Linked DNA regions of Mus musculus: region 2 is linked to region 1. Evidence: chromatin loops called from intact Hi-C (ENCODE). Cell type or tissue: heart. All regions are shown on one strand. Links, peaks and the distances in the headings refer to the core of each region. The heading gives the core; the rest is flanking DNA.

The links. A loop is a pair of places that touch in the nucleus more often than their neighbours do. Peaks named below come from ENCODE experiments on the same cell type or tissue, not always from the same donor. Only the 100,000 strongest peaks of a DNase experiment are listed, where the experiment ranks them.
Region 2: a loop joins it to region 1, with 12 times the contacts of the local background. A loop is called at or near these places in 4 of 42 quality-filtered maps.

The regions. Positions count from the first base shown.
Region 1 is chr10:84,705,269-84,717,719 of GRCm38, reverse strand. It overlaps Polr3b (polymerase (RNA) III (DNA directed) polypeptide B), which reads right to left. Exons shown (of 28, transcript NM_027423.2): 24 at 3,988-4,091; 25 at 3,309-3,475. Among named protein-coding and RNA genes, the nearest start is that of Rfx4, 45 kb to the left of the region's middle. In heart, for the core only: CTCF peaks have their summits at 5,610 and 7,424; a DNase peak (open chromatin) is centred at 10,299; H3K27ac peaks cover 1,783 bases.
Region 2 is chr10:84,769,493-84,781,943 of GRCm38, reverse strand. It overlaps Rfx4 (regulatory factor X, 4 (influences HLA class II expression)), which reads right to left. Exons shown (of 18, transcript NM_001024918.1): 2 at 1,843-1,929. Among named protein-coding and RNA genes, the nearest start is that of Rfx4, 20 kb to the right of the region's middle. In heart, for the core only: no CTCF peak of the experiment used is centred there; DNase peaks (open chromatin) are centred at 7,143 and 8,943; H3K27me3 peaks cover 156 bases.

The DNA of each region.
Region 1 (12,451 bases), core at 2,771-10,770:
CCCTTCCCTCACTCCATCCTGTAGTGTTCCACCTCCCTTCCCTCACTCCATCCTGTAGTGCTCCATCTCCCTTCCCTCACTCCATCCTGTAGTGCTCCACCTCCCTTCCCTCACGCCATCCTGTAGTGCTCCACCTCCCTTCCCTCACTCCATCCTGTAGTGCTCCACCTCCCTTCCCTCACTCCATCCTGTAGTGCTCCGCCTCCCTTCCCTCACTCCATCCTGTAGTGCTCCGCCTCCCTTCCCTCACTCCATCCTGTAGTGCTCCACCTCCCTCCCCTCACTCCATCCTGTAGTGCTCCACCTCCCTTCCCTCACTCCATCCTGTAGTGCTCCAGCACCTGTGTATAACCACTGTCTCTTGGCTTACTGTCCGTCTTCCTGTGAGAAGCCAGTTCTTCTGTCTCCTTTGCCACAGTGGTTCCAGCATCTATGATCTTGCTTGGCATACAACTAGTGCTCAATAAATGTTTGTTACACTACTTATTCCACTAAAGAATAAATATAGCAAGAATCTCAAAAATGAGTGTATAAGTGTTAGGACAAAAAAAAAAAAAAAAGTCCCGTCTGAAGCAAACAGCCAAGGAATGGACACCCTCAAAAATCTTTTCATTTTCTCCAAGTATCCTTCCTTAAAGGGAAGTACTCGCCAGCGCTGTTGAATCCAGGTACATGGAGCCTCCACTTTTGATGATGTAGAGACAGGCCCAGTGAGCCCGAAAGGTTAGGTAAGAGCCAGTGAGTGGTGTGACCAGCCTCAGATCCAGTGCTCTCTCTGCTGCCACAGTGGCCTATCTGAAAAACAGGTTCACTTTGAGCAAAGCACGGGCCAAGTAGGAAGAGCTGAGGAAGCCACTATGTGCAGAGAGGCCGCTGCCGGCAATGGCCCAGCCTGCCCGTCCCAGCGCCAATGTGCCAGTGCAGGAGGGAAGTCTACTGCAATTCCTGAGTCACTCTGTGCATTTCATCACAGGCACCCCAGGACATGGTGGCAAGGGCCTTGAGAGACTTGTCCCAGTCTGTCATGGATACTGCACGACCTCCCCAATTCAGTTTTCTTGACTGTGAATCAAGGTGTATCAAAGGGTCTTTCCAGTCCTAATGCATGACTGAGGTCCTCAGGGATGGTAACTCACGGTAGAAGTCACGGACCTCTGCTGTTCCACCGTCAACAGAGTAAAGCCACATGCAATTTCTGCTAGCTACAATCAGGACCATGAGTGAAGGCGGGCAGAGGGACACAAATGCACTGAAATCTGGACAGGCTCAGCAGTGCTGCTCAAGCCTTGGCGTGGTGAATGCAAAGGGGTGAACACCCACATGGGCCCCAAGGGAGCGGTGTGGCCATAGCTGTCCACATGGTTGTCTACACAGCTGACCACACAGCTGTCCACAGCACACAGCATGCAGCCCATGTGGGTGCCAAGGGAAGCAGTGTAGCCCTCCGCTGTCCTCACAGCTGTGCACAGCCCAGGGCACGCAGCCCAGCCTAATCTTTCAGCGCACTTATGTTTAGGAAGCTGCACTGAGTGGGTCCTATGGCTGTGCACACTCTCTGGACAATATCATTTCTGAGTAGGAGTGAAGCCGCAGGATCAGCGAGGACTGTGTGTCTTTGAGACAGAACACTAACTATTTGACTGCACCATACTTAAATGGAGGAAATCATTTGAGTTTTCATAAAATGAGTTTTGCTTTTTTAAACATCCCAACAATGATTTACTTACAGAAATCCGTATTACTGCCATCTGGGCAGTTACTGTACAAAGCACTGGATGCATATTTTCAGCAGAAATGGGTTCCTGGCGGGTCTCTCCCTCCTGGAGCATTTCTTTGTAGTACCACAGTTAAGCACCGTATCCTTGCCCATGCCCTTGCCGACCTGCACCTGTGCTTCGGTGGCTCACAGCTTAAGCAACGTGACTCTGAGGTCTTAGTACAAAGGTTCACTCACTCAGCCACCCATCCACCCACTCTCTTACTCTCTGTGTGCTTTCGTGTGTTTGAGTGTGTGTGTGTATGTACTTACATGGGCACATGTACATCAATTTAGAAGCCCCTGGAGGTCAGAAGGTGTTGGATCCCAAACTCGGATCCTGTGGAGCAGCAGCCAGTGTTTTAACTGCTAAGCTCTGTCTCTGCCCCCTGGGTACTTTATGTGCCACAGGGTATGCAAGCAGCCGATTTGATCATATGTGCCATGTGAGCTGAGTTTCAAGATCTCATCGTTCACAATAATTGTATGGACTTGTGTCTGTCTAAGATGACAGCTAGACCCTTCACTTTATCTTATCCAACCTCACCCTTAGGCTGCAGAGCTACCTCCTTATGGAATAACAGTTGGGTGGCTCCTACCAGTTTTTGGGATTTACTCAGTAAGTGTACTTTCCTCTGTACAATACTCTAAATGACAGCTTCTGTTCCTCCATGCCTTCTGCACTCTCTCCTTGCCCTTGTCTTCATGTGCTGAGAGCTAGTTCTCGGATTTACCCATCAGGCACTGCTGAAGCACCCGTGCTGGGAGGCGCTGTGCTAGGTTCTGGAGCCCAAGCAGTGGAACCAGCACAGCAGCCTGCTCTCCCAGAGGCTGTGTCTCAGCTGGGAGACAGACAGCAGTATCAGGGCACACGTCCGAGGGACGGCGGCTGTGGAGAGGAGCAGGGCAGGGACAGGCAGCACTAGGTCGGAGTTTAATTGGGTGATCAGCGGGCAGAGGGTGAGGCTCAGTCATGGCGTGCTTTCTAAGCATGCATGAAGCACTGGAGTCAGTCCCCAGCAACACAGAACAAAAACAAAAACCTCAAAGCCAAACCAAACCAGACAACCACCTGCTTGGCAAGCAGTCACTGCGGGCCTGCTGGAAATTACCTTGTTTTTGCTACTGCTCCATGTCTAATAACAAATCGAAATGGCCAGCTCTGTGGTTTTCTGCACTGTGATCCTGTCAATGCCTAGCACACACACATTAGGTGTGAACACTGGGCTCCAGGCTACGAGACAAAGCACTCAGTGCTGGGGCTCGGCGCAAAGCTAGCAGTCTGGGCAGCACTGCCTCAGATGCAGTTAATGTACGCCACAAAAGCAACATAGAAACCCGAGCTTGTTAAAACGACAGCCTTACCGACACAACTGGGGGTCCTCAGTAGCCAACTGGCTTCCTAAATGTGGCCTGTCCAAGACAGGATCACACTTCCTAAAGCACTGAGCATTCCTTCCTTCCAATGAAGGCAGTCTTGGAACTTTATATCTTAGAGTACTCCTTCTTGGGGCCCTCGCCTCCGATCTCTAGTGCTTAACAGCACACTCACCCTGTGATGCCTGAGGTGACGTAGTCCTTCCCCAGGTAGTTGTAACCATGGCGAACGAGATCTTCACACACATCCTTCACTTTACTCCCTCCAAAGGCAGTGCCGTAGTGGAACCTGCCGTCTAACACGCCTGCCTTGCCAGCCAGCAGCTCAATTAACTTTCCAACCTGAGATGGGATGGGAACAAACCAGGTGAGTGCCCGCCCGGGCTGTCAGTTCTCTCGGCCTTTTGGCTTATGTTCCAAAAAAGTGGCTTCGACCACAACCACCAAAAGTGAATCATTGCCAACACCAGCATTAGCAGGTATCATGCTGAAGAGCCCTGGCCCACGTGACTAACTTCCCTGACTGAGTTCCCTAGTTTTCAGATATTGAAACTCGAGTAGAGAGCTAAGCACCATGGCCAAGGCCACATGGCCAGCGATACGATTGCAGATTACAGGAAGTGACTGCTGAAAGAGACATGGAGCAGGCTCAGCACACAGGACTCTGTGCTGAGGGCCACAACTGCCACTCACATGAACTAAGTGCAAAACCACTTGTCATTCGCTGCAGAGGAGAGTGAGTGACAGGGACAAGGAGTCCGTTTATCCGACAGGGTGCCACTCACTGTAACTAAACTAACTGCCCGCTTCTTTCCTTCAGAGCAGCACCCCTGAAAAGCCCAAAGGTAACTGACCGTCATTCTTGATGGGAAGCCGTGTGGGTTCATTATGATGTCGGGACAGATGCCAGAATCACAGAACGGCATGTCTTCCTGGGGGACGATCAGGCCACAGACACCTGGGGGAGAGGAGATTTATGGCATGTAAAGCAAATGGACAGGGGGAAGAATACAGTACTTAATTGGGATCTCCCTGCTGCTATCTCTACTCCCACTGTTCTAAAACCCTCCCCACGGTCTCCATCAAGAGCAACAAAAGCAATTTCCAACAACCCCGCTAGCCAAACAGTTCAAAAATGACTCTCCTTGCAGAAAAGCATTGTAGGCTGTGAACTGGCATGCTGGCATGCCACACAATGGTGCTGTCAGGCTGCCTGCCCACCTTCTCCGAGCACCACCTTCTCCGAGCACCACGAAGACCAAAGGGCAGTCTCAGGCGGGCTCTCATTCGGGAAGCTTTTCAATCCCCGGTTTCTGCTCCTTGTCGGCTAGGCTGTGGTCTGCTGGGTTTTGTGCCCAAACCACAGGAATGCAAATTCTCTGACCACCAAACAAAGAATGATTGAATTCGACTAAATATGTAAAATGTGGCTTTAAAAACCTGTGACAACAAATCTGTGTGTGGGGCTGGAGAGAGAGTTCAGTGGTTAACAACACTGGCTGCTCTTCCAAAGGACCTGAGTTCGGTTCCTGGCACTCACACGGCAGCTCACAACTGTCTGTAACTCCTGTTCCAGGGGAATCCAACACCCACACATGCAGGCAAAACACCAATGTATATACATTAAAAATAAAAAGAAATCATTAAAAAAGCAAAGGAAAGGAAGCCTGGGCGTGGCTGAAACGCTAGCAGGTGCACACACTGGCTGCAGGGGTGGCCACCTGCCAGGGCTTCCTTGGCTGAGCTTAACCTGCTCGGAGGAATTTTAATTCTTAGAGCTTACAGCACATTAGAAAAGTGATCTTTGATTGAACTTGTAAAGACCAACAAGAAAAGTAAGAGCCAATTCATTCTTAGAGCAAAAGGCCAGAATTAGACACGGAATTCTAAGAATGGAATGGGAGCAGAGGGCCTTCCAGCTCAGCACTCCACCCGCATTCTCTTAGGGTAGCAGACCTGAGCAGGCCGGAACAGTGTTCTAAGCTTGCAGAGATTTTGCTGCTACACAGCTGTTAATTCTTCTGATTTGTTTTTCCTGGGAAGATGAGTGGGACAGAATTTGTTACAATGTATCTAAGAGCTGGAAGGCTTGCACAGGACTGCTCAGAGGAAAGAGACTGATGCTCTTTCACTGTAGTGTAACAGCAGAAACAGCAATAAAAGAAAACGCCTCTCCCCTGGGTGTGAACGAACCCATTTCAGGACCTACTAAAAAAAACCCAAGTTTTTCATTCCTGTTTGTCTTCTATATAACTAAAGCCACTTTAAAAAAAATACTAAGTTGTTACTATTGCCGTGTTGGAGTTAAAACTTAAGATATGATAAGCAAGCATCCCCAGGACCCCCAAACGTCTTAAAATGGAACCTTTTTGATGTGCATATCATGAAGAGCTAAACAGAGGAAACAAGCCTGCCTGCTTCTTTACACTGTGCTAACACTCTGCTTTCTAGTGGCTGCCAACAAGACTGCAGCTAGGGCGTGTAGAGCTGGATTCCAGAGCAGACGTACAGTTTCTTTGATATTTATTTTGGTTGAAAAGGTTTTTTTTTTTTTAATCATACCATGGGTATTCATGCTTTCCTGTATAAATAACAGAAACTCACTTGCTACGCTGTAGCTCAAATCTAGCTGTGTGCCATTGTCTTGTGTGACGTGTCCCTTCCCTCTAAAGCCACATCTTATCCATACTGAAAGGATCTGACAGAGGCCGGAAGTCACTGAAGCCTACTTTGAAAGAGAGCAAATCAGAAATCTAGGTACCCTGAGGCCACTACTGTACAGCAAAGAACAACATGTTGGACTCGGCATCTCCACAAGGACGGGGTAGAGCCTGGGAAGGCTGGTGAGAGTCAGGGTTCCGATAGCCCTTAAACACAAAACCAAAGAGAAAAGGCAGCGCCTCTCAGGCAGGACCCACAGGGATGCTGGTGTCAGCCTGGGAGAGGCTGCGGTCCACCCTCCACACCACCAGGAGAAGGTGGGAACTGGTTCAGGCAGGCTGGGACTTAGGGATGGCAGGAAGACGGAAGACTTGGTAGCCTGGTTTTAGTTGACGTGTTTAATTGAGCTGATTTAACCTCACCAGGCTATTAAGATGACATACATGCTCATTCCTACAGTCAGAATCTAGTCATTTTCCTCTGGGCCCGATTACTCTTCACAGCACAGCTTCCTTTTGGGAAGTTTTTTTTTTTTTTTTTTTTTTTTTTGTTTTGTTTTGTTTTCTCTTCTGCCTTTTTCTGACATTTGCTGACAAAAACATACACAAGGAGCTTTTTTTTTTCCATTCCGTCTTATAATAGAATTGCTTTGGTTATATTTGAACCAGGGGCACCTGTAAGCCAAAAATTAAATCTTCGCTAACTTAAAATTACTTGAGCCTCTGAAACCCCTTTTATATGCCAAGATGGTTCCCATAGCAGACAGCCCTGTGTTGTTTGTTTTGTGAGAAAGCGAGTGATAAAAGACCCATGAAATCGACACAGAAAGCCAGAGCAGCAGAGAGAGGCGAGGACTCTCCATCACCACGGCTTCTCCCCTCTGCTGACTTGCTGAACAATGGGAGCTACACATCCAACTGCAGATCCAACACAGCTGTGCATTTCATTAAATGAAGAGCACTAGTGACACAAGTAAATAATTAACTTATTCTGCCCCACTGACTGTGCTTATGAGACCAGTCATAGCTGACAGAGTTTAATACAAGTTAACACAAAGGGGCCATAATGAGCTTAGAAGTTAAAACAAAATATTTAGACAGAATTTGATGATCTTGAATCTCAAATTAGACAGATGATTTTTAAAGTCTGCATTTTATTGAATCCATCAGGGGTAAAGAACGTTCCTGACCTTTGAAACCCACTTTTCCCCCATATATATTTTTTTTTCTTTTACATTTCTCTGGTTTAGAAATATGTAATCTTCACAACATTGGGAAGGTTTCTTCTCTTTTCTTGCAATGAAAAATTAAAACTGTGTTTCATCAAAGAGCAGAGGCATAAGGTCCATTCTGGCACTAAGAACTTTAGAAAGTTGTGGTGCCCTCCCTTGAATGCTGGCTTAAATGCAAATGCCACGCAGTGTGCTCCAGAGAGTTAACTCCCACCCTGCATCCCAGGAAAGCGGATGGGCTGCAAAGAAAGCATGGCTAATGGGAGCTGTTGGGAAATGATTACCGATTCATACCTTAAATGCTTACACAGCACTTCAGATTGTAAAATAAAATTTCATCCCCTGGCCGGTGCTGATGTCTCAACTCCATTGTTTATAGCACAGCCTCCTGGTAGCAAAATGCAAATACATTTTGCTCAGGAACTTTGATGTACTCACTGGAGGCAACTGGGAATTAGGCCACAGACTGTATCACAGGACTCTTAGCAAACACAAATTCATGAAGAAAAATAGAAGCCGGGAAAGTTAGGAGCAGACGATGCCCTGCCAAGAGAGTGTCACTCCATCAGCACTGACACTAATTCCAAGGGCAGAGAAGGAGAACTTATGGAGTCCAGGGAAACTCTCAGAGGACCCAGGTACTGCAGGTTCCACTACCAAGCTGCTGTCTTTATTTCTACGGCTTCAGAGAGCAACCCAAAAATCATGTAGGTACAGGTTGTCCAGAGAAAATACAGCTGGAATTATGAATCACTTCATTTTCTTAGAATGCACTTCTAATAACTAATATTATGGTAACTGACCTATTAGTTTTAATGGGTTAGATCTGTGTGCTGGAACACTTTAAATAGACAAGTTAACATATCAGAAAAAAAAAAATCAATGTGTTGTAGCTCATGCCAGTAATGCAAGTATTGGAGCAGCAGGAGAATTCTGAATTCAAAGCCAGCCTGGGCTGCTCAGCAAGACCCTGTCTCAAAAACAAACAAACAAACAAACCACTCCAAAAGAGAAAAAAAATTTACCATGCTAAAGCCTTATCAAGACAACTGCAGCCAGTCGTGGTAGCGCACGCCTTTAACCCTAGTACTTAGGAGGCAGAGGCAGGTGGATTTCTGAGTTTGAGGCCAGCCTGGTCTACAGAGTGAGTTCCAGGACAGCCAGGGCTACACAGAGAAACCCTGTCTCGAAAAACCAAAACCAAACCAGACCAACCAAACAACAAAAAAAAACAACTGCAGTGATCTATTTAATGCAAGAGCTATTTCTGAGGAGACACCCCCAGAAAGGGCTGACTAGTATGCAGTTTTCTATTGGTTGTCACACAGCACTCAGATGCACTGTGTGACAAACACTCTAAGGAGGTGAGGACACAACTCTAGGCAGGAGATGCAGCTGACATAGATCAATCCGAGCAAATGCTGGAAGCATAACTGCACTCCCTGCAGCTGAATGCCATGTAGGACACATCACAGGGAGGCTGCTAGAGCCTAACACATCACACTGACTACAGCCTAACCAACTCACTGGGGTTCGCGTAGGGAGATACTTTACCATCAGGAGGCCATGTACTCACACTGCTTGGGAGGACAGAGAAAGTCATCCTTTTTCCCACAGTTACAGCAGGAAGGGAGCCTTTTCCCTACAGTTGCACTGTAGGAAGGGAGCCTTTTCCCTACAGTTGCATGGCACCAGGAGTCTGGAGTCTGTGGTCTGGACTGTGAAGGAACAAACACGACTTGTGCCATGTTCATGAGGCTTATGAACATGACGAGATGGTATCTGTAGAGTTCATCTCTCCTTGGATCACACTCCAGTGGAGGGAAGATAACAAAGAACCAGGTGACCTTAATTTAATCTGATGCTCTTCTGTTTAACAGATACTATTCAGGCCGTCAGTGTTTGACTAGAAAGGAAGAAAAGTGATAAAGCCTTAGGAGCTTAGTCTTTTTACCTCCATCAGGTGCTCCATCAGGCAATTAATTGTGTTAGAAGAACCAATGGGCTAATATCTGAGAGCAACTTTATGGTCCTTAGACAAAAATCTAAATGCAAGGGATTATTATTATATAAGGAACCTAATTGCTCTCAGCAGGACGTACTCTAGAGGAGATCAACTTAATGACTGGCCAGTCAGGAGCAGCTGCCCAGACTGGCTGTGGAGGTTGGAACCTGCACCCTTAGTGTGTTCTGGCCGTTTCACATTATCAAGAAGCTGTCTTCTAACATGCATGAGTGTCTAGTGGGAACTGCTTGTGCTGATGAATATGGTACTACATGGGGGGGCTAAAGCAGCAGCCAGAACGTTCTCAAGTTGGACTGTTCCAATCACCCAATAAGTACTTCTAATAAACTCGGGTCGGTGGGCCTAAGAGATGCAAATTTCTAAATCAAAATGTGAAGGCTACCACAGGTGGCCTCCTTTCTTCCCTTTCTCCCAGCTATCAACTAACCTTTTCTTTTCCTCACCACCACCTTAAATCATCCCTTGGGGGAGAGAGCGGGGAAGACAAAAAAAAAAAAAAAAAAAAAAAAACCCGCGTCCTATCACCTCCAGATCTGGCGCATCGCTTGCCACATCCCGGCTGATGTAACTGCAACTCGGCTCTTCCTTACATGTTAACAGATAAATAATGCATAAGAAAACTTGATTAACTTTCTTATTAAAACATCACTCTAAATGAGAGGAGGTGCAGGAAGACAATAGCGTTTTTACGCGGCTTTCCCAGGAGCAGCTGAATGGTTTGATGTGATAAATTTGCATAGTCTGTGGCACACAAAGGGCTGATTAATTGAAACCCTTACAGTGCTTCTGGAAGCAGCTATTGTAAAAACAATAACCATAGGAACTTTACAAAATACACATGGCTAAATGTGTCAAGAACTTAATGAAATGTGTTGAGCCTACACTATTTGGAAACAGAACAGGAGATTTTTATTCTAGGCCATAAAACACTAAATACCCTAATTTCAAAGCTTTAGCCTGGGTGTTTACTGAAAGGGCAGAAGGCTACAGTGAGCCACAGAGGAGCTAAAACTTGTTCTTAGAAAACAAATTAAGTAAAGTCTTCTTACAACTAACGAGGTGTCTAACGAGGTGTCTATGTGGGTGGAATCCGGACTTCTAGCATTAGTAAGTGAACTTGTTTGGACTCTGGCTTTAGGGCTGTTGGACAAACGCACCTTATCTTTAGTACCTCACTCAGTCAACCACCCCCTCTACCCTCCCACTTAGACATTCAAGCAGGATCAGGCGGCTGCAGAGCCAAAGGCCTCCAGTGTGTTTGAAGGTGGCCTGGCAGTGGATTTTAACACCCTGAAGAGCTGTGTGAGGACAAGATGCCAGCCATGTCATTGTTACTCCAGGCTGAGCTCTTCTCGCTCACCCAGTTTAGAAAGCACTACAGAAAAACCACAATGAATGGAATTCTGGGAAGACTGGTTTTTACTTGTTTAATGGGACAGACTTTGCTCTCAGGTTTTCTGGCACACATGAATAAATGTTGTGTTAACTCTCACAGCCTCTCTGTGGCACTACATAAGAGCCTAAACTTCTTTTAAGATATACTTCATCAAAATATTAATAAATTAACTTAGCAGATTACTGAATAATATTTAGAGGCAAGCAGTCTTTTAATGGGACTTGCTTTGAGCAAGAGTCAAAGATAACTATTCTAGAAAATTTTGTCCATAAATACACTATCCTCTCTAAGCCAGGAATAAATAAATAAGCTGAACCGCTAAGTGAAAACTGTATTTTGATACGCCCAAGCTTTTACTTCAAAACAAAGTTGACTTCCGAGCGTTCTAAGTGGCTGTCTGGTCTCAGAGGAAGGAGGGGCACTGAGGAATGGATGTCATTATCTCAGATTTGCAGTTATTAAAAAGCTTCTGTTTGCCAGGGCAAACACTCTTGCTCAAATACAGTTTTTCCTTAGAAACACTGCCTGGCATTGCTGCGTTCTGTGATCTGCGGGACCTTTGTTGGAGGTGCTAATCCTTTTTCACACGAGAGACTGAGAAACGCTCTTTCAGGAGAGTGATATATTGCTTTTCCCCTCTCCACATCAAAGGGGTCTACTCTTTCCTTGCTCATTGTGAATGGCAGCAACAGAAAGAGGATATCCAGAAATATAATAATTCGCTTTGCCCGGACACTGAGAAGAAACTTAACTCCTTAGACTAATGTAATCTTTCCCTACAGAATTAAAAAAGACTAAGAATGAAACCTAATAAAGGCATTATCAGAGGGAAAAGTCTCAATATGAAAATATTATTTGGCACCAACTAAAAGAGTGCTTGAGATTTGTCTGTGTAAAACTTATAAAGAGCCCAAGAGCCTAAGGCACTTGTTTCTGTTGCAGGAAAGAAGTCTAGCTTCAGCATGCTCCAAGGAGCAAGGAGGTCCAAGGAGATGCTGTGACCATCTCGTCGTATCTTTACCAACCAAGCTGATAATGGCAGGATATGAAAGCACACAGCTTTGCAGGCCCACGCCTCTACTCTACTGACCCCTTTGGAAGGGCATCACATTTGAACAGGGAGGCACAGCCTTACTCCCAGTGAAACCCTGAAACATGGAAAAAGATCATAACTCCTCAAAGAACTCAAAACCAATGCAGACCTTGCCTCCTCTGAAAGCACACAGGTTATGCTGGCCCTTGGCTGTAGAGGAGGCCCTCACTGAGCAACCCTGCTCTCCCCAGATAGTCTTCATCAAGAGTTCTTTGGGCTGTAAGCTCACTGATGGCATTCATAAAGGATCAGGCAAAGACCCAGAACAAGCCTGTGTGAAGATTCTGACTGTCATAGGGAATAGACTAGAGGTTCTTTACTGCAGAATGCCGCAGCAGGGGTTGAGAGTGTGTTGGTCTCCTGGTCTTCATCCAAGACTTTTCCCTTCTGCTACACTGGCTCTGTCAGTTTAGTCCTGCTTTTTGGTATTGTTGAAGTTTTATTTTTTGTGTTTTTATTTTGTTTGTTTGAGACAGGGTTTCACTATGTAGATCAGGCTGTCCTGGAACTTGCTCTGTAGACCATATCGGCCTTGAAATCACAGAGATCATCTTGTCTCTGCCTGGCACGCGCTGGGATTAAAGGCTTGTGGCTCCACACCTGGCTTCACCTCAGTTGCGGAGGGTTGAGAGGGGAATGTTGCAGGGACTGAGAAAACCCTTCTCTGGCCAATCGTGGTCTTGGCTCATTACGCTGGGTACACACCCTGGCGAATCTCTTGTTCTACCTTACCCACCCATTCCATCCTCTTTCATCTTTATCAGCTCTTTGATCATGCACAACACAGAGCTACCAAGGTCAACTTCCTGTCCCCAGTGGCTTCATTTAGCTACTTATTATCCTGTTACCTTGAAGTGACTTTGATTGAGCAGAGACCAACACCGATGATCTATGAAACTAAAATCTCCAAC
Region 2 (12,451 bases), core at 2,411-10,410, 65 kb before region 1:
AGTGCTCAGGTCACCTGGAAGCAGCGAATGATCTCAGTTGCTGAAGCATCTTAACAGCACCTCATCTCCCCAACTTTTTTAGTAGATTTAATGAAGTCCTTTTTTTTTTAAATCTTAGTAGGTTCTTCTCTTCTAGATGTAAAAAATTACCAGCTAATTCTAAAGTCCATATGGATTTCTAAGAATGTTTCTCAAGTGTATATGGAAGAATGTAGGTTACCCAAAATAGTCATAAAGAAGAAAAAAATGAGACATGGTGACAGTTGTGGGTAATCTTGGTCATGGGAAGGCAGATGCATGCGAGAGGCTTGCATGTTGCGGCCAGCCATGCCTAAGCAGCGAGCCCCTGTCCCCAAAGAAATGACATCAAAGAGAAATGCAGTGAGGTCTTTGTTAGCTGGCACTACTGTCTATAAAGGTGCTGTGGTATTGGTGCATGAGAGACAGAGAGACCAACAGTGCAGAACATAACCCAGAAGACCTGGATGCCTGCACATATGACCTTCGATTCCCGACAGAGGAGCCTGTCAGTGGGCAATGGATGCTCTTTTCCAGAAGTGGACCAATGTTTGTTGAAAATTACTAATGAGGCTCGGCAGTGGTGGCACACGCCTTTAATCCCAGCACTTGGGAGGCAGAGGCAGGCGGATTTCTGAGTTCGAGGCCAGCCTGGTCTACAGAGTGAGTTCCAGGACAGCCAGGGCTATACAGAGACAACCTGTCTCAAAAAACCACAGAGTAGGCAAAGCCACAAACGGAGAGAAGATATGTGTGCTACTCTTATTGGTGAATCCCCTTAGATAGATTGTAGGAACAACTCACATATCATTAAAGAGAAGACAGCATTATTTTTTAAAACACTCAGGTGGAAGACATGAGAGGGCTGCAGAACAGTAGCATGTGGTAAGATCCTCTCAAGGTATCAGAGAAATGCAAATTAAAGCCACAGTGATGATGTCATGCACTTGTTGTGAACAGCTAGCACTGAAAGGAATGAGTCCAACGAGGCTGGCAGGGAAGCGAGCCACCGGAAGCCTTGGCCACACCTGGGGGTCTACATCAGCTCAGCTACTTGGAAAACTTCATGGCTCTATCTACCAAGGCTATCTATGCCTTTGTCCACCTCCACACAGTAAAGGCACAAGTTTAAAGAATGTGCTAAAGGGTTGGTGGCCGGTGGTCCCTGCTCAGGCTGGGAGGTCCCTGCTCAGGCTTGGAGAAAGCCGAGCTAAGATAAGACTGCATCCCTCCCAAAGGAGAAAGATTCTTCTGCCCCACAGGGATGATATAGTGAGCTACACCCCCTTTTAATGCCAATTGTGAACATACAAGTCCTGAACTGTGAGGCCAGTCACAGCACAAAGAAAGGTGCAAACGTGGGAATTTACATCCTGCAATTAACATCTGGCTCCAACCTGAGGTCCAGAAGACATCTCTACTTTCCAGAAGCAAGGATATTAATGTGTTGCTCTAAAGCAGAAAACCTCCAACACAGCCACATCAACAGTGGGTACAGAAAGTGTTTTCCCCACAGGGTCTGCATACACACACTCATAGCTTCACTCTGAGGGGAATCTTCAGGGAACCAGGCTAGAAGAGCCATGGTGGAGGGCAGATGTGTAAACAGCAAACCAGGCTTTGCTCTGGCCCAGATTTCCATGTCCATGTGACTGGAATCCACTCTCTCTCTCTGCAGTACATTCCTGGTTAGAGAGTGTCTTGTTCCAGGTGATTTGCCCTGGCCTTGCCGGAGTAAAGGTTTGCTAAACAGAAGTGCACCCCTCCCATTAGGATTCTAGCATGGCTAGGGATGTCATAAAGGAATGAGAGTCAAACACTTACTTTCATCATTAGACACATTCCCCAGAGATGTGTGACTGGAATAGCGTTTATTCTCGCTTTCATTGAGACATCTTTCAATCCAGCTCTCTACAGAAGAAAAAAAAAAAAAACAATCAATCAATCAATCAGTCAATCAGTTACCAGGCTTCTGTTTATAGGAGACAGAAACATCGCAAATACAGTAGATGTATATTACCATAAGCTTTCCTACACATCAGCTGAACCAGAAATGGACTGTCTGTGTAGCTTTGCTAAACATGCACTATTGCTGGTGAAAGTTTGCCAAGTAGCTTTCAGGCCACATGGCCATTTGCAGACTCACTTGAAGATTTCTTGGTCAAATTCTACTAATTCTGGAACACTCGACGCCTAGTATTACCAACGAGGGATCATCTTTCCTTTACACATGAGATAGATACGTTCCTGAGATGTGGTTTGCAAAACATAGTTTGTTCAAGTCATTGGCAATGCTCCCCAAACCTAGCTGTCACAGTAGGAGACTCTTTTCTTCAACTAAAAACAAAACCCAGGGGACTCTGGCTGAAGTGGAGAAGGGCAGGGAACCTGGAAGTCACCTCCTTTTTTTGGTCAGGTGATTCCCAAAGATGTCTCTTCCAAGCAGTGAGAGGAGAAATCAAAACTGCAAGAGTTTCTATGTAACACCTTCAAAATCTAAAGGAGTATGGTTTTCTGTCCAATTTCAAAAGCTAACTAAGAGTCTATATTTTTGTATAATGTAGCATAAGGCGTACTCCATTTTGTATAATACCCGCTACTCATCCTACCATTCAACAACATCAGCTACATGCAACCCCTTGCCTCCTTTGGATACAACATAGTCCACTGTAAGTGATACCAGAGGGGCGGGGTTGAGTGTGGGGCCAGGTTGGTGTTTCTTTGGACTCCATTTCTTCTGTAACAACAATCAGATGAAGTAAGAAAACTGCAAACTTCTGAACAGAGTCCAAAAGAATGTGCCAATGTTCTTGCCTCAAACACCCACCTACTACTCAGGATTCTCAGAGAGAGTCACTTCTGCCTGCATGACCCACTTCTAGGACTTGACAGGAGTTCACAGTGTGTTACCATCCTGATCCCTGCTTCCAAAACCAATCTTCAGGCCTTTGTGTTTGCAGACTTCTTAACAGTCAAGCTGGGCTATTGGTTTTATTATTATTATTATTATTATTATTATTATTATCATCATTATTATTTTACTATGTGCCACTGGCTGCTTTTGAGCCTTGACTCCCTAAACAATTGCCCCAACAAGTTCTGTATTCTTTACACTGTGATTTTATATAATGTGGCAATTCCTGGGATTGCATATGTGGCCCTAGGCTAGGACTGGCCACATTCATAGCCATGCAGTTTAAACATGGCTGCTTTCTTCACCTTCCTTTCAGTTCAGATCGTCTCAAAATGTAGACATTTTGTCTTTGAAGTCCCTATGTCACCTACGTTGGTGACCCTCCTGCCTTGGCCTGTCATGCTAGGGTTGCAGGCTCACACTGCCACCCCTGGTTCTCATTGCCCTCACAATATGGGGGCCTGGGATCTCCTATCTTATTAAACTAGGTCCTTTCTAGATTATCTCACACCATTCCTGAAACTACCCTCAGAAGGGAGGATTTTAATCTCTGCTTTTCCTAGAAAGCAGCTGTGACCTAGAGGGAGGCTCGGCGATGGGAAGGAATCCTTATATTTCCAAAAGCTGAGGAAAAGTCTTCAGCGAGTACCTTAGGTTATGTACGGGCTGGATAAAGCAGCCAGGCAGGTAGGCATGTTTCCTCAAGTGGGGACCAAGTGAGAGCAAACAGCCCGGAGAAGTGCTGGATCTGTTCTAAGTGATGTCCCAACGAACTGTTCTTTTAAAAAGCTGCTTCCAAAATTATAAACAAGTAGGGGGAGGAGATCCAAGAAGAGGAACAAAGACCAGCTTGTTGAGAGGATGTGGAAATCGGGTGCCTCTGAGCAATGCCGAGGACCACAGAGCTCAAAGACACAGTGGGGAAGGAAGGCAGCAGCTTGTAACATTTCAAAGCTGGGATGTGCAAGGTGGGTGTCTGCCTGCTATCACATCGTAGCCCAAAGCAAATGGGTCTCCAGAACCCTTCCAGGGTTCTCCAGAATGTTGCTACTGTGATTTCCTCACCCCGTCCTGCCTTGACACGGGTCCCTGGCTGCATCCATGGCTGATCATGACGGCATCTGTCTCCATCAAACCACATCACTGTCTGGAGCTGGGAAGATGGCTCAGTAAGGCCAGCGCTAGGCCCTGAGTTCAGCTAGGTGGTGTATGCTTATAATGTTGGCACTGGTGGGGCAGAGAAGACGCATCTCTGGGGCTTGCTGACCCGCCAGCCTCATCTACCATGTGTCATTTAAGACAGTGAGGCTGTCTCAAAAATGAAGTGGACAGTGCCTGAGGGGTGGCACTTGAAAATGTCCTCTTGTCTCTGCAGGAATGCATACACACATGCGCACGTGCACCCACACGCATGAATATTCATTCACACACACACACACACACACACACACACACACACACACCCTCCTCTCCATGAGACTAGGAAGAGATTCTTCCTGTCCATTAATGGACTACACCCAAGCCAGTCCCGTTAACCTTGGTAAGGCCTGGTTCAGCCATGAAAACCCTCTGCACAAAGAGGACGGGTGTTCTGGAAAACTTGGCAACATTCCAGAGAGGAGGAGCTTATTCTCCACATCCGGTGGGCCAGAATGGCACAGCTCCTGACCACCATGTCCCGAGTCAGGCCAGAATGGCACAGCCCCTGACTGCCATGTCCCAAGTCAGGCAACAATGTTCCTCCCCTGTTCCTGCCTTCTGTGGCTCAGTCCCAGCACTGGAGACAGAGAAAAGCCCAGCCCAAGGACAGAGGCCAGTAAAAAGGGCCATGAGGGGAAGAGAAGCAAGATGTGATGGAGAGTATTTTCTTCTGCCTACTGTCGCACACACATGGCTCCCTCTGACCCTAAGATACACTGTTTGTGCAGCCAGGCTGCTCTCCGCTGTCCTAGGGAACACCCAAATGAGTCCAGTCTCTGACACCGGGCAGAGATGGGAACACAATTATCATGTCTCCATGTCTCTGGTTCAAGGCCCCCAGTTGTTTCATCAACTTTTCGAAGAAATTTCTCCTGCTTTGTTACTATCCAATTTTCTAAACATCTTCTTGTCGGTCAATGTCCTTGGGGCCATCTGTCAAACAGAGTCAACTCGAAGGGCCCAGACTGTGGTGTGACTACTTAGAGTACCCATGCTTCCAGAAACTTTGCAGTTGAGGTTGGGATGGGACTGTGTAGGGTTTGCCATCTCAATCAGAATGGCGTCTATACTGAATTTTAATGAGGCTCTATAACTCATCTACCTTTGTAGTGTATGCAATTCAGGAACAAAGGCTAACCCATGTTGAACAATTATGGGTTCCACAGTGTTCAAATTGGCATATGGCTCATCACAAGAACTCTATGAAGTTGTTAAAGGGCATGTGTTAGGGCTGGAGAATCAGTTCCGAGAAAGCATGAGGCCCTGCGTTCAGATCCCTAACATCCACGTAAGAAGTTGAGTGTGACAGATTATCATCCCAGTGCTGGGGAACAAAAAGGAAGAGCTCTGGGGCTCGCTGGCCAGCCAATCTTGCCAAATAGGCAAACTCTAGGCTTAGGAGAGACACCATATCAATGTGGTGGCATACACCTGTAATCCCAGCACTTGGTAGTGAGGGTCAGGCAGATCTCTGAATTCAATGGCAGCCTGGTCTACAGAGTTAGTTCCAGGATAGCCAGGGTTACATAGAGAAACCCTACCTTGAAAAACCAAAAATAAAATAAAACAAAAAATTAAGGTGGAGAACCTCTGGCAAACATATCCATACTCCACCTCAAGAGAAAAGGGAACGGAGGTGGGGGTGGGGGGGGGGAGCAGAAATACATTTTGAGGTAAGAAAGCTAAAACTTATAGAGAGTAGATGATTGGTCAAAGTCACCCAGCTGGTAGAGGTCAGGATCAGCAGCCCAAGGTCATAACCTCAATTCTCCACGTGGGAGCTGAGCCTCCTTCTCCTGCCTCCCACACGGCTCCCAGACAGTGTCAGCGCTGCGACCTCAAGCAAAACCTGATTTGTGTCAGAACTTTCAATAAAACTCTACCTACACATTATAATTTTTGCTAAATACTCTTGCCTGTTTCTTTGTCAGCCTTTGGCACGTGTGGCGGGCTCTTCAGCTGGCAGCTCAAACACCTCAGGAGTGGAGTTTATTTGGGCCTTTCTTTTGACCCTCCACTAGAACCAAGCACACGGCGCCCAGTCTCACCTCAATACATGCTACATTACTGCCATGAGATTTCAAAGAACGTGTGACTTATAAGTAGACCTGGCCCCACAGCTGCAGACCTGGCCCCACAGCTGCACACCTGTCCACACAGCTGTAGGATTCTCTAATCTTCCTCATCTTCAAGGCTAGGAAAAGCACAGCACATCAAAGACTTTTTCTCAACTTAGGATAAGCAAAATGTTGTGCTTTTGTGTGTATGTGTGTGTGTGTATGCATGTACACACCCCCCTCCACCCCCCCCACACACACCTTTTTGATGTAAGAAGCTGTACTAGAGAGATGCTATCTCCTGAACTCTTGAGGGTAGGAGCCTATAGATTTATTTGACATGAATGACCTCTTTGCCTGCACATGTGTTCATGTATGTACATTGTCTGTTGCCCTCTGGGGTCAGATCCCATGAACGTGGAGTTACTGATGGCTGTGAACCACCATGCGTGTGTCAGGAACCAAACCTAGGTTTTCTGGAAGAGCAATTAGCGCTCTTAACTGCTCACCTCTCCAGCCTCCTCCCCATCTCTTTGCTTGTTTGTTTTGGACAAGGTCTCAGGCTGTAGCCCAGGCTGACCTCTACATTTCAATTCTTCTGCCTCCTATACGCTGGATTTCAGGAATGTGCCACCATTCCCAACTCCCATTTTCCATCTTGAACCCAGCTGTCTGCTATGCCTGGCCCCAGAGATGTTGCACACACTAAATAAACCATATCAAATATGTTCTCCCGCCAGCTCTCCACTACTCCATCAATAAGAAGTTCCTACCATGTGGCAAGTATCCCCCAAGAACGCATTGTCACATATTGGTCTAAATTAAACCTCAAAACAGTGTTCTCGCCATGACTTGATAGCTCTATTTATAGATATGGGAACTTGAAGTGGAAGTCACAAAGCGCGGCCAGCTGTGACCAGCGCGGCCACACTGGCACTCTTCCAGTGCAGAAGGAGCTCACCACTCACACGTGATGACTTCCTGTAGTGAAAGTCAAGCTTGTGGCAAATGTCGCAAAGGATATGAGGATGACTGCGAGCTCAGCCTCCTGGGCCGTACCACAAGCTGGGCTCCCAGCCGCCCGAAGCAGGATGAGACTCTGCCTGCCCATGAGTCTTACTCCTCAGGACCTTAACCAGCTTTACTTACAGGCAGCCCTTCATGCCTCTTCACTTTGGTTCAAAGACTGAGAAACCCTGATTTCCACAACTTTTCTCCATTTCATAGGATGAAACTGAGCAGAACCATACAGAGGACTGATTTCCTAGGAGGTGGTGGAAGAAATAGGAAGTTGCCCCATCCAGGAGACACCATGGCCCAGGCACCTGGAGCTTAGAATTCTGCTTGACAAATGCATTCATAACTTGAGGGGTGGAAGGTAGGGCACTGATTAAAATGAATCTTAAAAGCCAAAGCCTCGTGAAAGCTTGGGGACACGTTCTTGGGGACCTGAGATGGAGCTGTCTATGTATTCATTTTACAATTACTGCCATGTGCCTTTCTTATAATTCTAACAGAAGCCTTTCCTCTAGAGCCCTGGGGCCTAGGATCTCAAGACCTACAGATTTGTTTTCTAGAATTTAGTTTCCTCAGCCTTATTTGCTCCATTCAATATCTTGTCCCCAAGAGCTATGAATAGTTAGGAAAACAGTTGGCAGAGATGACTAATGAAACACCAGTTGCTGGAGTCACAGACAGGGAGAGCCTCCGTCAGAAAGGCCTTGGAAGATGAAGAACTTAGGCAAAGACGAAGGGGAGAGAGCAAGCCCTTTGAAGAATCAGAAGTTAGCCAGCATCATGTTCCCTTTAAGGTCCAAGATGCCTGACATGACGTCATGAGGGCGTTACAGGCAGGACAGGGTGGGAGAGAAGGCAGACTCGGTCTTGGTGGACTGTGAGATTTAGAGTCAGAACACCTGAGTTCAAGTACCAAGTACCGGTGCTACCACTCATAGCTATGAGGTCGTGAGGGTGGGTCCCAGGTTCCTAAATCCCTGCCTGCCAGGGTTCTCCAAAGATGCCCTAAAATAGCAATGGCAAAGTGCTGGACCCATTTGGCCTCATGGGGCATAGGAAACTGGAAAGGCACTGTCTCTTAGAACCCAGGAGCTTTCTGGAGAGATGAAGCCAGAGAGTCAGCGTGGGGGTGGGGGCTATGAACTGTAGCAGTGACTGAGTGTTCACCTCATGCCAGTTCAGTTACCTTGGGTTACACGCCTCCTCTGTTCTCGTCAGAGAAACCAAGGCAGACAGCCCACTAGCTCTGACTTGCTGGACAGAAACTAAGACAGACAGGGCAAATCCAGGTAGAGTAACTCAGACGGCTGGTGGCTGAGTTGAGTCAGGTCTAACTCCAAAGCCGGCATCCTGATCCAGGACACACAGCAAGGAAGCAAGGCATCCAAAGAGAGCCTGTGGCCTTGGGAAGGAAGACAGATCCATCTCGGCCTGGCTAAGTCTGGCTGATGCTTCAAGGATTCCCCACCAGTCAGACAGAAAAGGAAAGTGTGGTATGTTAGGCACAAGAGCTGCAGTTAGAGACAAGGGCATGGGGTAGAGAAAGGCCAAGTGGATTCCGGGAAAAGGTGAAGAGTTTGCCAACCTGTGGCCCAAAGACTTGGTAGGCCAGGGGTGTGAGAATGCCTTGGGAGCAGCTTGCAAAGGCCTGGCTCCCCAGCCTGGGAACTGTGCAGGCAGCTCGGAAGCAGCTAGGCTTCCTGGGGAGCATCATATGAAACAGAGCTCTGATGCCAACAGGAATGTCTTATGCAACACCCGAGAAAAGGCTGCCTGACAGAAGTGTCACCAGGTTTTTAATAGAAGGTGTTATTCGTGCTCTCTGTCTAAGCCATCTTTCAGGACACTGTGCCAGGGCTTATTTTTAGGAACCCACAACTGTAAAAAAAAAAAAAAAAAAAAAGCTACATGAAAGGGTTGATATGCCCCATGGATGGCTGCCAAGGAGGACTTGTGTTGAGGTTCCCTTCCCCAGAGCCCAGGTCATTACCAGTGGAATGGCGTTGCCATGGCCATCTCTGTCCATAACCTCCAGCACCAGGCCATGCTTTGCTCTGGATCATTCTCTCCCAGTCCCTCTTCTCTCTTTCCTGACTCCACATTGGTGGGGATACACAGAATCTGGACCCTAGAAGGCAGCAGCTGTGGCCTGCCTCTCCAAAGGGCTCCTCAGGTCAGTCAGTGGTTACCATGGCAACCCTACAGGCCCTAGCCCAGGGGCCCCTGGGTTCCATCCAGGAAGGGGCTGAACCACAAAGACAGCCCCACCCCCTTGTCTGCCTTTATTTCTCTTCCCATGTTCACCAAATATGGATGGGGTGCCTGCTCTGCACTAGGCTAAAGATCTAGTGATGAACAAGACCAAGAAGGTCCTGGCTCAGAGGACCTGTGTCCTACAGCGGTGGCAGACCCAAACAGACAAACAAGAGGACTTCGGAGTCATAAGAGTGGTGACTTAGAGGCACAGAATGGGATAACAGGGGTTTGGGGATACTCTTTAGTAGCAGGGATGCTAACTGCTGGTCTGAGAAGGTGAGATTGGACGGTAAAGGCCCAAGGCAGGAATGGGCTTGGAGAGTGAGGAGGACCTGGGAGGCCATTGTAATGAAGAGGACAGAGGAGAGGAAGAAAGAGCTGGAGCACCTAGGGACTGAGCTGTCCAGGGTAGAACTTCACATTTATCCCAATGTTCTAAGGAGCCATCTAAGCGCGCTCTGCAGCTGTCTGCGGATGACTTGAACCACACAGGGGTTCCACAAAGGGGAGTCTATGAAGGAACTTACATTCATCCATCCCATCATTTTCCTGCCAGCTCTTTATAAAGTATCATGTGCCTGGCACCAGCCATAGAGTAGACCCACTATCTTCATGGAAGGCTGGAGTGTTTAGCTCAGTTGTGTATAATCACACAATAAGATGTGCCACGGGGGAAGAAAAAAACCTGGCTTACTTTGGGAGTTGGGAATCTTAGAGAAAGTGATATTAAAGTGAGAGCTAAGGAGTTGACAGATGTGAACACGGCAAAGAGGGAAGAAAGGATGGGTCCCTTGCAGAAGGAACAAAGTGTGCAAAGTCCCTGAAGCAGGCAGAAGAATAACATACTCAAGAAATTGACAGGCTGGGCCATGGAGATAGATAGGCAAGGATAGAGGACCTCCATCCAATCTCCAAGACTCACACGGCAGAAAGAACTCCTGAACCTTGTCCTCTGATGTGGAGTGAGGGGAACACTCGTCCATTGCTGGGGGAATGTGAACGTGTCCAGCTACTGTGGGAGTCAGAGTGGCAGTTTCTCAAGAATGTGGGAACTGATCTACCTCAAGACGCAGATATGCCACTCTTGGGTCATATACCCAAAGGATGCTTCATACTACAACAGAAACACCTACTTAACCATGTTCTTTGCTGCTCTGTTCGTAATAGTCAGAAATGGGAAACAACCTAGATGTCCCTCCATGGAAGAATGGATAAAGAAAATGTGGTACACTTACACAACGGCGTGATACTCAGCTGTCAAATAAAATAACATCACGAAATTTGCAGGCACATGGATGAGATTAGAAAACATCATCTTGAGTAAGGTATCATAGATTCAGAAAGACAGATACGGTATGTATTCGCCTATTACGTGGCTATTAGCTCTGAAGACAGTGATGACCCAGGGACAGTTCTAGAACCACAGAGGGTAGGTACAGAGTAAGGAAGGGACTAGAAGGGACAGAGTGCAGAAAGAAATGGAAATAGAATAGATAATTATGAATGGATTGGCAGGTCTGAAATGGGGGATTAAGTAGGGGGAAGAAAGAGGGTTGATACAGGCAGATACAGCTAGAACTAACTAAGGGGCATTTGAAGGAAAGTTTGAAAATCTAACATAGTACTAGAAACCTCCTAAAATATATGGACATGGAAAGGTGATCTAAATGAAATCACCAAAAAGTGGAGGAGGCAGAGTCCTAACTGGCCAATTCCTGTCACTAAAGCTTCCAGTACTGGGATTGGGTTACACCTAATTGAGTTGTTGGCTAAAAGGGTTCCATGTGAATCCTCAAATAATCTAAGCTGTTGGCTAGAAAAGAGATTGCTTTCCCCAAAGTTATGGCAAAGCCCCATTGCTGAAGACAATGCTTATCCAGCTCAGTGAACATGGAGTAGTCAAGCTGGTGCCTGCATAGAGCCTTCACCCCTACACTCTAGCATCTCTGATATGGGAAGGTTCTTTGCATGCTACCAAAAGAGAACCCTGAGCATTGACCAAGCCACAAAACCTTTGGTCTACAATCTGTCCTGCAAGATACGATAGTGCAGTGGAGACACAAACTTGTGGGAGTAACCAAGCAAGATCTGATCTCACTTAAGGCCCATGCCATAAGACAGAACCCATACCCAACCCTGCACTTGTGACTGACAACCAAAGACTGGATAGCCTGGGGACCTAGGGTAAAATCAAATAGTACTAGTCTTTCTTTTAAAAAAAGATTTATTTATTTATTATATGTAAGTACAATGTAGCTGTCTTTAGACACTCTAGAAGAAGGAGTCAGATTTCGTTAAGGATTGTTGTGAGCCACCATGTGGTTGCTGGGATTTGAACTCAGGATCTTTGGAAGAGCAGTCAATGCTCTTAACCGCTGAGCCATCTCTCCAGCCCCCAAATAGTACTAGTCTTAAAAATAATAATAATAAAATTACTCCTGATGACATTCTGCTATACTTATAGGTCAGCTGTGCCAGGCTCAGTCACCCTCAGAGAAGCCTCCTCCTGCAGCACTTGGTAAGAAATACAGAGACCCACAGCCAGACATCATGCAGAGAATGAGAGACCTTGGAACACTCAGTCCTTAAATGGGATGTCTCCATCAAATCCCTGACCTTAGAGATCAGGGGTCCCCATTGAAGAAGAAGCAGATAAAGTCTAAGATCCAGAGGGATGGAAGACACCACGGAAACAGGCCCTCTAAGTCAACATGAACACACTCATGTGAACTCACAGAGACTGCAGCAGCAAGCAGAGGGCCTGCACAGGTCTGCACCGGGTCCTCTGTGTATATAGTATGGCCTCCAGGTTAGTGTTTCTACGGGATCCCTGAGTGTGGGATCAAGTGAGTCTCTGGATGGGGGGGGGGGGGAGGAACTGGGAGGAACAGAGGGAGAAGAAACAGTAATTAGGATATATTATATGAGAAAAGAATCTATTTTCAGTAAGAGAAAACAAAGAAAAGGAAAGTTGTCCCCTGACCTCGAT